2 separate regions of the Homo sapiens genome follow, and region 1 is linked to region 2. A link is an interaction called in ENCODE POLR2A ChIA-PET data of the cell type or tissue named here. Cell type or tissue: CD4-positive, alpha-beta T cell. All regions are shown on one strand. Links, peaks and the distances in the headings refer to the core of each region. The heading gives the core; the rest is flanking DNA. Region 1 has its middle 27 kb from the start of PNMA8B. Region 2 overlaps CALM3 (calmodulin 3).

Evidence for each region. ChIA-PET counts read pairs that join two places held together with the same protein. Peaks named below come from ENCODE experiments on the same cell type or tissue, not always from the same donor. Only the 100,000 strongest peaks of a DNase experiment are listed, where the experiment ranks them.
Region 1: POLR2A ChIA-PET joins it to region 2 with 20 read pairs; 12 of 35 experiments call an interaction of 5 or more read pairs at or near these places.

What each region holds. Positions count from the first base shown.
Region 1 is chr19:46,520,965-46,525,347 of GRCh38, reverse strand. It overlaps the pseudogene PPP5D1P. Among named protein-coding and RNA genes, the nearest start is that of PNMA8B, 27 kb to the right of the region's middle. RefSeq lists a silencer at 3,079-3,258. In CD4-positive, alpha-beta T cell, for the core only: no CTCF peak of the experiment used is centred there; a DNase peak (open chromatin) is centred at 2,207; H3K27ac peaks cover 1,132 bases.
Region 2 is chr19:46,610,160-46,614,542 of GRCh38, reverse strand. CALM3 (calmodulin 3) reads right to left here. Exons shown (of 6, transcript NM_005184.4): 6 at 3,761-4,383. It also overlaps a transcript of PTGIR not described here. Among named protein-coding and RNA genes, the nearest start is that of CALM3, 11 kb to the right of the region's middle. RefSeq lists enhancers at 23-122, 293-342. In CD4-positive, alpha-beta T cell, for the core only: a CTCF peak has its summit at 224 (motif pointing left); DNase peaks (open chromatin) are centred at 222, 2,152 and 3,022; H3K4me3 peaks cover 1,172 bases; H3K27ac peaks cover 2,537 bases.

The DNA.
Region 1 (4,383 bases), core at 120-4,119, 89 kb after region 2:
TTGGTGTCTCTGATTTAGAAAAGGCTATTATGGGCCAGGCACAGTGGCTGACACCTGTAATCCCAGCACTTTGGGAGGCCGAGGCGGGTGGATCACTTGAGGTAAGGAGTTCAATGCCAGCCTGGCCAACATGGTGAAACTTCGTCTCTACTAAAAATACTAAAATTAGCTGGGTGTGGTGGTGCACACCTGTAGTCCTAGGTACTTGGGAGGCTGAGGCAGGAGAATTGCTTGAACCCAGGAAGGGGAGGTTGCAGTGGTCCAAGATCATGCCACTGCACTCCTGCACTCCAGCCTGGGCAAGAGAGCAAGACTCCATATCAAAAAACAAAAACAGAAACAGAAAAAGAAAAAGAAGGAAGGAAGGAAGGGGCTATTATAAATGCTCTAAAACTTTAGAAAAAAACTTCAATGACACTGTTAATTTCCTCCAAGGCTTACAAACCGAGGTTTCTAGCCTTGCTTCAATAATTTCACAAAATGTATGAGTCTGAGCTACTCTAACTGCCCAAAAAGGAGGTATAATGAATGAAGCTGTCATTTCTGTGTTAATATATCAAGAATTTTTGCCCACACTTCAGAGGATTTTAAAGAACAGATGTAAATCTTATCAGATAGGTGATACTTTTTCCATTTATTTATTTAGTTGGTTACATCTTGGCTCCTGGGAATCTCTCCTCTGGTGAATTTTCCAACCCTTGGCTATATTATTCTCCTCCTAGTCATGATATTAACCTCCCTGGGAGTTGCATCCTCTTAAGGGTTTCCAATGCCTCTCAACAGCCACTGATGCAACTAATGACACCCATCTGCATTAGACAACTTGGAGAACCTAAGGACTCTACCACATATGTCTAAGATGACTATGCAGCTATCAAAAATGACTATACACCCATCTGTCCCAGCCAATAGCACTCCCAGAAAGTAATGCTATACGATTTCATTACCCCCTCAGCTTGCTATGTCAAAAGGGGAAAGTTGTTAAAATAAAATGGGGGGAGCCAGGCGCAGTGGCTCACACCTGTAATCTCAACACTTTGGGAGGCCAAATTGGGAGGATCCTTGAGCCCAGGAGTTTGAGACCAGCCTGGGCAACATGGCAAGACTCCATCTCTATAAAAGTAAAAAAAAAAAAATTAGCTGCACAAAGTGGTGCATGCCTGTGGTCCCAGCTACTTGCGAGGCTGAGGCAACAGGATCACCTGAGCACAGGAGGTTAAGGCTACAGTGAGCTGCGATCGTGCCATTCACTCCAGCCTGGGCAACCGAGCGAGACCCTGTTTCACACACACACACACAAAACTAGGGGGGGTGGATCCGGACTGAGAATTCCCCAAGAAGACAAAATCAGGCCACATAAGCAAAACCTAAGGTACTCTGACTTTTGAATGTAAGCGAAACTCAACTTAGATCTCGATCTCTCTCTCAATCTCTCTCCCTTGTTTTTTTTTTTTTTTTCTGAGATGGAGTCTGGCTCTGTCGCCCAGGCTGGAGTTCAGTGGTGCGATCTCGGCTCACTGCAAGTTCCGCCTTCTGGGTTCACGCCATTCTCCTGCTTCAGCCTCCCGAGTAGCTGGAACTACAGGCGCCCGCCACCTAATTTTTTGTATATTTAATAGAGACGGGGTTTCACCATGTTAGCCAGGATGGTCTCAATCTCCTGACCTCGTGATCCGCCCACCTTGGCCTCCCAAAGTGCTGGGATTACAGGCGTGAGCCACCACGCCCGGCTATCTCTCTCCCTTTCTTTCCTTTCTCCTTTCCTTTCTCTCTTTCTTTCTTTCTTTCTTTCTTTCATGGAATCTTGCTCTGTGACCCAGGCTGGAGTATAGTGGCATGATCTCTGCTCACTGCAGCCTCCATCTCCGGGGTTCAAGCAATTCTTGTGCTTCAGCCTGCCAAGTAGCTGGGATTACAGGCACGCACCACCACGCCCTGCTAATTTTTGTATTTTGTATTTTTTTTTTTTTAGTAGAGACGGGGTTTCACCATGTTGCTCAGGCTGGTCTCAAACTCCTGACCTCAAGTGATCTGTCTGCCTCAGTCTCCCAAAGTGCTGGGATTACAGGGGTGAGCCACCGCACCCAGCCAGCTTAGGTTATTTCTTACAAATGCCTCTGATAATCATAAACGAAACTTAAGTTGCCTTCCCCAAATGATATAAGAGGATTGCTTTTAACCAGTCCCGTGCAATCTGGAAACCTCCACTGTATAGACAGTCACTGTAAAGGTTAAACCACTTCCTGATTTTTGCTTTCTCAGCCATCCTGTAACAACATGCCTCTGAGCTTCTTACTACCTGGGTTGAGGTCTCCTGGATTGTGCCCTGTCCCCACTTTTTTTTAATGACAACAAACTTTTAAATATTTATTCATTGGATCTGATTTTGTTTTGGACACTGGCATGCAAAGGGGAGGGAGATGGTCATAGGACTGTTGTCAACGTTCAAAAGCAAAACAGGATTTATATGAGAAAGGTAAGAGAAGGGAGAGAAAACTTCATACTGAAGTCTGGGTGCCCTGGCTCACACCTGTAATCCCAGCTCCTTGGCAGACTAACACGGGAGGATCACTACAGGCCAGGAGGTCAAGGCTACAGTGAGCCATAATCACGCCATTGCACTCCAGTCTGGGCAACAGAGCAAGACTCTGTCTCAAAAAGAAAAGAAAAATACAACTTTTGACTGAAAACAATGAATTGTGTTTTCACATTTTGGGGGTCAAATTGATTATCCAGAAACTAGAAAAGAGCAGGATGACTGGAGGAGTGAAAGAAAGCTTTTTTTTTTTTTTTTTTTTTTAAGAGACAGGTCTTGCTATGTTGCCCAGGCTGGTCTTGAACTCCTGGCCTCAAGCAATCTTCCTGTCTTGGCCTCCCAAGGTGTTGGGATTACAGGCATTAGCCACTGTGCCCAACCAAGAAAGCAATTTCTGATACTTGGGATTTTCCAGAAAACCTGAAGAGCTTAGCTGTGGAGCGTTTGTAGGAGGCTGTCTCCATGACATCTGCTGTGACCTCCTGTTGGCAATGGCCCATAGTTAGCCCAGGTGACCCCATTCCTTCCTCAAGCTTTCCTCAAGGTCTGTTTTTTCGGTTTGTTTGTTGTTTTTGAGATGGAGTCTTGCTCTGTTGCCTAGGCTGGAGTGCAGTGGTGCGATCTTGGCTCACTGCAACCCCCGTCTCCCGGGTTCAAGTGATTCTCTTGCCTCAGCCTCCCGAGTAGCTGGGACTACAGGCGTGGGCCACCACGTCTGGCTAATTTTTGTGTTTTTAGTAGAGATGGGGTTTCACCATGTTGGCCAGGCTGGTCTCGAACTCCTAACTTCAGGTGATCCGCCCACCTCAGCCTCCCAAAGTGCTGGGATTACAGGCGTGAGCCACCGTGCCCGGCCCTTCAAGGTCTATTTTATCTCCTTCTATGTCTATATCCACAGTAATATCTATGTCTACATTGATGTTTATGTCTATATCCATGTCTACGCCCACAGCTCTATCCTAATCTATACCTACACCATAGGGGCTGCTATATCCTTATTGGTAGCTTATCCTCTATCTGCAACTATATCCACATCTCCATCTACATTCAGATCAGTCTCCCTCTCTCTGTCTATGTCTGTGTTCATTTTCTAGAGCTGCTGTCATAAATTCTCACAAACTTGGTGGCTAAAAATAACAGACGCTTATTTTCTCACAGTTCCGGAGGCCAGATGTTCAAAACAAAGATGCCAGCAGGGCCTTGTTGGCTCTGAAGGTTCTATGGGAGAATCCTTTCTTGCCTCCTCCAGCTTCTGGGGGCTCTTGATGTCTCTTGGCTCCAGTCTCTGGCCTTCTCTTCTTCTCTGTGTCTTTTCTTTTGCTGTGTCTTTTTTTTGGAGGGGGCGGGACAGGGACAGAGTCTCGCTCCATCGTCCAGGCTGGAGTGCAGTGGCTGGCGCGATCTCGGCTCACTGCAACCTCCGCCTCCCGGGTTTAAGCGATTCTTCCACCTCTGCGTCCCAAGTAGCTGGAATTACAATTGCCTGCCACCATGCCTGGCTAATTTTTGTATTTTTAGTAGAGACGGTTTTCACCATGTTGGCCAAGGCTGGTCCTGAACCCCTGATCTCAAGTGATCTGCCCACCTCAGCCTCTCAAAGTGCTGGGATTACAGACATGAGTCACCGCGTCCAGCCAGGTTTCACTTATTTCTGTAGATTCTTGGTCCAACCAACAAGTTTCCCACAATTTATTGCATTATTTAAAAAAATATCTATCATCATAAAAATAATACGTCTGATATTATTTTTCTATAATATTCTAGGCATTATTATATAATATTCTAGGTGGTATTATTATTCTAGGCATACTATTAAACACAGAAAGAAAGACACGGAGGTCAGCAGC
Region 2 (4,383 bases), core at 98-4,097:
TGACTGCTCTAGGCGCCTGCCCTAGTCTGGGGTGGGGCTCAGGAAGTGATGTGCTGGGAACGGGGGACTCAAGGGGACTTGATTCATTTTACGATTTCTTTCTTTTTATTCATTCCCATCTCCCTAGCACCCGGCCTGACCCACAAATGGGACTTAAACACCGGCGCACACAGATTTATGCCGTGGGCTGGGCCTGGGAGTTGCAGCTCTTCAGGGTCTTCCGTGGTCATTGCCCCACCTGCTGGTCACACTGGGAGTGACACTCAGGAGTGGCCCCAGAGCCACCCTCTGGGAAGTGAGGGGATCCTTGGGAGCCCGAGGATCCCAGGCGGCCCTGGTTGGGCATCCCTGGTAAGTCCCCTTCTCTAGTCACTTTCTCAGGACAGGTTTTGAGCTGGTCTGGTAGACCTGCGAGGCTGAACTGGAAATGACTCCCGGTCTAGGCATTTCTCTTCTTTGGGCTGGAGCCGGCTCCCCTCAGCGCTTGCCCAGGGGCCATTAGAAGCTGAGTGCGGTCTATTTGTCTTTGATTAATAAAAAATGGGAAGGGAAGTCATGATTATTTAATAATGTAGCCTGTCTGGCAGTAAAAGTCTTTCAAAACATAGGGCCCAAGGGGGAAACTACTTATAGGCCGCTGAGAAGCATGGGTACCGGGATGCGGTGGGAGAAGGCGTGGGCGTTGGGATCCGAGTGCGCTGGGCTTTGAGACCCCGCTCAGCTGCTTCCAGTAAGTGTGGTGCAAGAGGCTTCACCTGCCCGGCCTCCACTCCTCTACTGCCAGATTTCTCTAGTGACTCCTGCCGGCAAGCCTGGGCAGGGTCCGCACACCTTGAGCGGGTGCTGCGTTTTAATCAGTCCATCCAGCCTGGGTATGAACTAAGTGAAATGATGTCTATAAAGTTTGGCACGGCCGGGCGCGGTGGCTCACGCCTGTAATCCTAGTACTTTGGGAGGCCGAGGCGGGCGGACTGCCTGAGCTCAGGAGTTTGAGACCAGCCTGGGCAACACGGTGAAACCCCGTCTCTACTAAAATACAAAAGAAATTAGTGGGGCGTGGCGCCTGTGATCCCAGCTATTCAGGAGGCTGAGGCAGGAGAATTGCTTGAACCTGGGAGGCGGAAGTTGCAGTGAGCCGAGATGGCGCCACTGCATTCCAGCCTAGGCTGGGGGGGAAGGGGGGGCATGGGGGGGTAGGGGGAGGCGAAAAGAGAGAGAGTTTGGCATCCCAGCACTTTGGGAGGTTGAGGCAGGCGGAGGTCATTTGAGGTCAGGAATTAGAGACCAGCCTGGCTAACATGGTGAAACCCCGTTTCTACCAAAATACAAAAATTAGCCGGGCATGGTGGCATGACCCTGTAATCCCAGCTACTCGGGAGGCTGAGGCAGGAGAATCACTTGAACCTGGGAGGCAGAGGTTGCAGTGAACCGAGATCATGCCATTGCACTCCAGCCTGGGAGACAAGAGTGAGACTCCATCTCAAAAAAAAAAAAAAAAAAAAAAAAAAAAAAAAAGTTTGGCACAACCCAAGTTGGTGGATATTTGTATCGTCTTCCTTTACAGATTATTATCCTTTGCCATTTTGCAGACTTGTAAATGGAGGCCAAGGGAAGTTAAATCGCTGCTCCAAGTTTATTGAAGTGGCAGAGGTGGCCCCTTGGGACTTAGTGAGCACGAAGACTCACTCTTGTGAGTGAGTCTCAACCTGGGATTTGAGCCCAATCCTGTGGGAAACCACAGCCCATCTTTGACTCAACTACTAGACCAGAATTTTTCTCAGGTACCCTTACTGCTAAGGGGGCAGCTCCCATTTCAGACCCCACCACTGGGACGCCAGCCTCAGCCTGGCCTCCCCACTGGCTCTGGCTCTGGCCTGCCTGAAGTCTGTCTGTTTTTAAACTACCATTTACCCTAAAGCCCAGCTGCTGTGGGCTTGGACTCCTCAGGGTTAGATCTGGTTCAGATTCCGGCTGTGTCACTTCCTACTTCATAACCTTGCAGTAGTGACTTCACTTCTCTGGGCCTCAGTTTCCTGGTCAGCAAAATGGGAACTAATGGCATCCAGCCCAAATGGTTGCTTTAAGGCTCCGATGAGCTCATGGATGCAGAGCTTCAAAGGCAGCCCATGAAGCAGGAAGCACCCAGCCAGTGGCGGCAGGTGCTCACAGAACACTTCCTGAGCACTGCACACCCCCCTCCTTCCTGTAGCCTCATCCAATCCTCAGCTCAGGAGGCAGGTACCATTATACCCCCATTTTGTGGACAGGGTCATTGAGGTCCAGAAACTCTAAGGCATCTGCCCAAGGCCACAAGGCAGGTAAGTGCTGGAACCGGAATGCTAAGGCAGGTGCTTTTGCTCAGACCCCAAGTTATCCACTATACTCTACCGTCTTTACTGCACCACCAAATGCCAAGCCACAACCAGGTGGCAGGAAAAGGGGGCCCAGAAGCTGGGGCCCTGGAAAATGGCCTGCCACTCCCAATGTCTCCACCCTCGCCGCTGGCTCCGGTGACTGGGATGCACCAGGAAAACCCAGCCGAGGCCTGATCTCTCTGCCACAAGGAGGGCCCTGGGATTGGGCCAGGCTTCCCCTGCCCTCTGAGGCCAAGTGCAGATGAGTGGAAGGACCTCTTTTTATTCCACTGACTTCTGTCTCTGCTCCACCCTTGCCCAGCTCCTGTGTGAGAAGCTCAGAAGTTAAAGACAATGCTTATTAACCTCTCATTCCCCATTCCCCCGAGGGAGAATGAGAAGAGCCCTTGAGGATTCTGACCCATCCCTCCACTATAGCCCCACTGGAATGGGAGGGTCTTGCTATGTTGCCCAGGCTGGTCTCAAACTCTTGGCATCAAGCAATCCTCCTGCCTCAGCCTCTCAAAGTAGGAGGATTACAGGAATGTGCCACTGGGCGCTGTTGAGGCGGCTTCTTCCTCACATCCCCACTTGCCACGAGAAAGTTGAGCTTTCTGTGGTTTGTAATTTGGCTGTGACCGCATAGTGGTTTGTACTCTGCCTTGTGTGGTTTGCAATTGTTTTGGGCTTTTTGTTTCAGATCTTCAAACCAACACTGAGTCCCGTGCCCTCCCTGTGAGCTCAGGACCATGCCTTTCTCACCACTGTAGATCCAAACTTGGCATGTTTTGGCTGCCTGTGAGACTAAAGCAGTGAATGCCACCCCTCTCCCCAAAGCATCAAGAGGCTCACCCACTGCAGGGCCTGCCCCTGCCTTCCTCTCTTCACCCGGCTGGGCTCCAAGCTGCTCGGGGCTCTCACCCAGTCTCGCTGGATTTCCTTCAGTTCCTTGATGTCTGGGCTTCTCTTGCCTCAGGGCTTCCATACATGTCGTCCCCCCGAACTGGAATGCCCTTCCGTCCTTCCCCTACCCGGCTAGGGGACTGCCCATCTTTCAGGTAGGTCTCAGCTCAGTCCTGCCACCTGACTGGGCTGACCCCTTCTCTGTGTGCTCCCATGGCATGATGGGCCTGCCTCAGAGGAGCCTTCTCAGTCCCCGCCTTTCAGTCCATTTGTGCGACTATCTCTAGGACAGGACCCTGCCGTTGATGACCCTGCGATCTAGCTGGGATCAGAACTGTGGTTCAGAGGCGTCCACTGGGCTGCACTGACTGGACACAGCTTCAGAGCCAGCTTTGAGGAGAGGCTCTTCCACCTCTGGGCCAAAGGAGTCAGTGCTGGGGTTGGTGTGTATGTGTGTTGGAGGGGGGCAGGCCAGAAACTGAGACAGGAGGAGAGGAGCCAAATCAGGTAGTCACTGTATTTTATTGGAAAACATTGATATATATTTTTCTTCACAGCTTGAACTGAACACAATATTGCCCGGTTTAAAAAAAACAAAACCAAAACATTCCGAAAATGTCCACAGCCTCACGCCTACCTGCCCTTACCCTCAGCTCTTGGCTGGGTCTCCCACTATGCCCCATCCCTCCTTCCCTCAGAGGCTGGGTGCCAGAGGGTGGATGAGAAGAGATTCTCAAAGCTGGGCAGGTCCCAGGAAAAGCCACTTGATCGACCTGGGCAGTGAGGGGAAGCAGGGGGTGGGGGGTGGGGTGGGGAGGTGGTGGGGGGAGCCAGATGAAATGAACAGAAAAGGGGAAAAAACCCAGACGACTGAACTGCCCACATTGACTTACTTGTCCCAGAGGCGAAAGTCAGAAGCAAGGGCACGGATCATGCTCTCCGCTGGGGGAGTATGGGGGCAGGCAGGTGGGCGAGGGAAGAGGCAGGGAAGAGGGCACGGAGCACAGATGTGAGGAAGCGGCGCCAAGTCACCACGGAGAAGCGGGAGGTGCTGGCGGACCAGGACGCAGAGGCTGCTGTAGCTGCCGTCCCCTGGGCAGCTGGCCGACAAGACTGTTTTATTGCA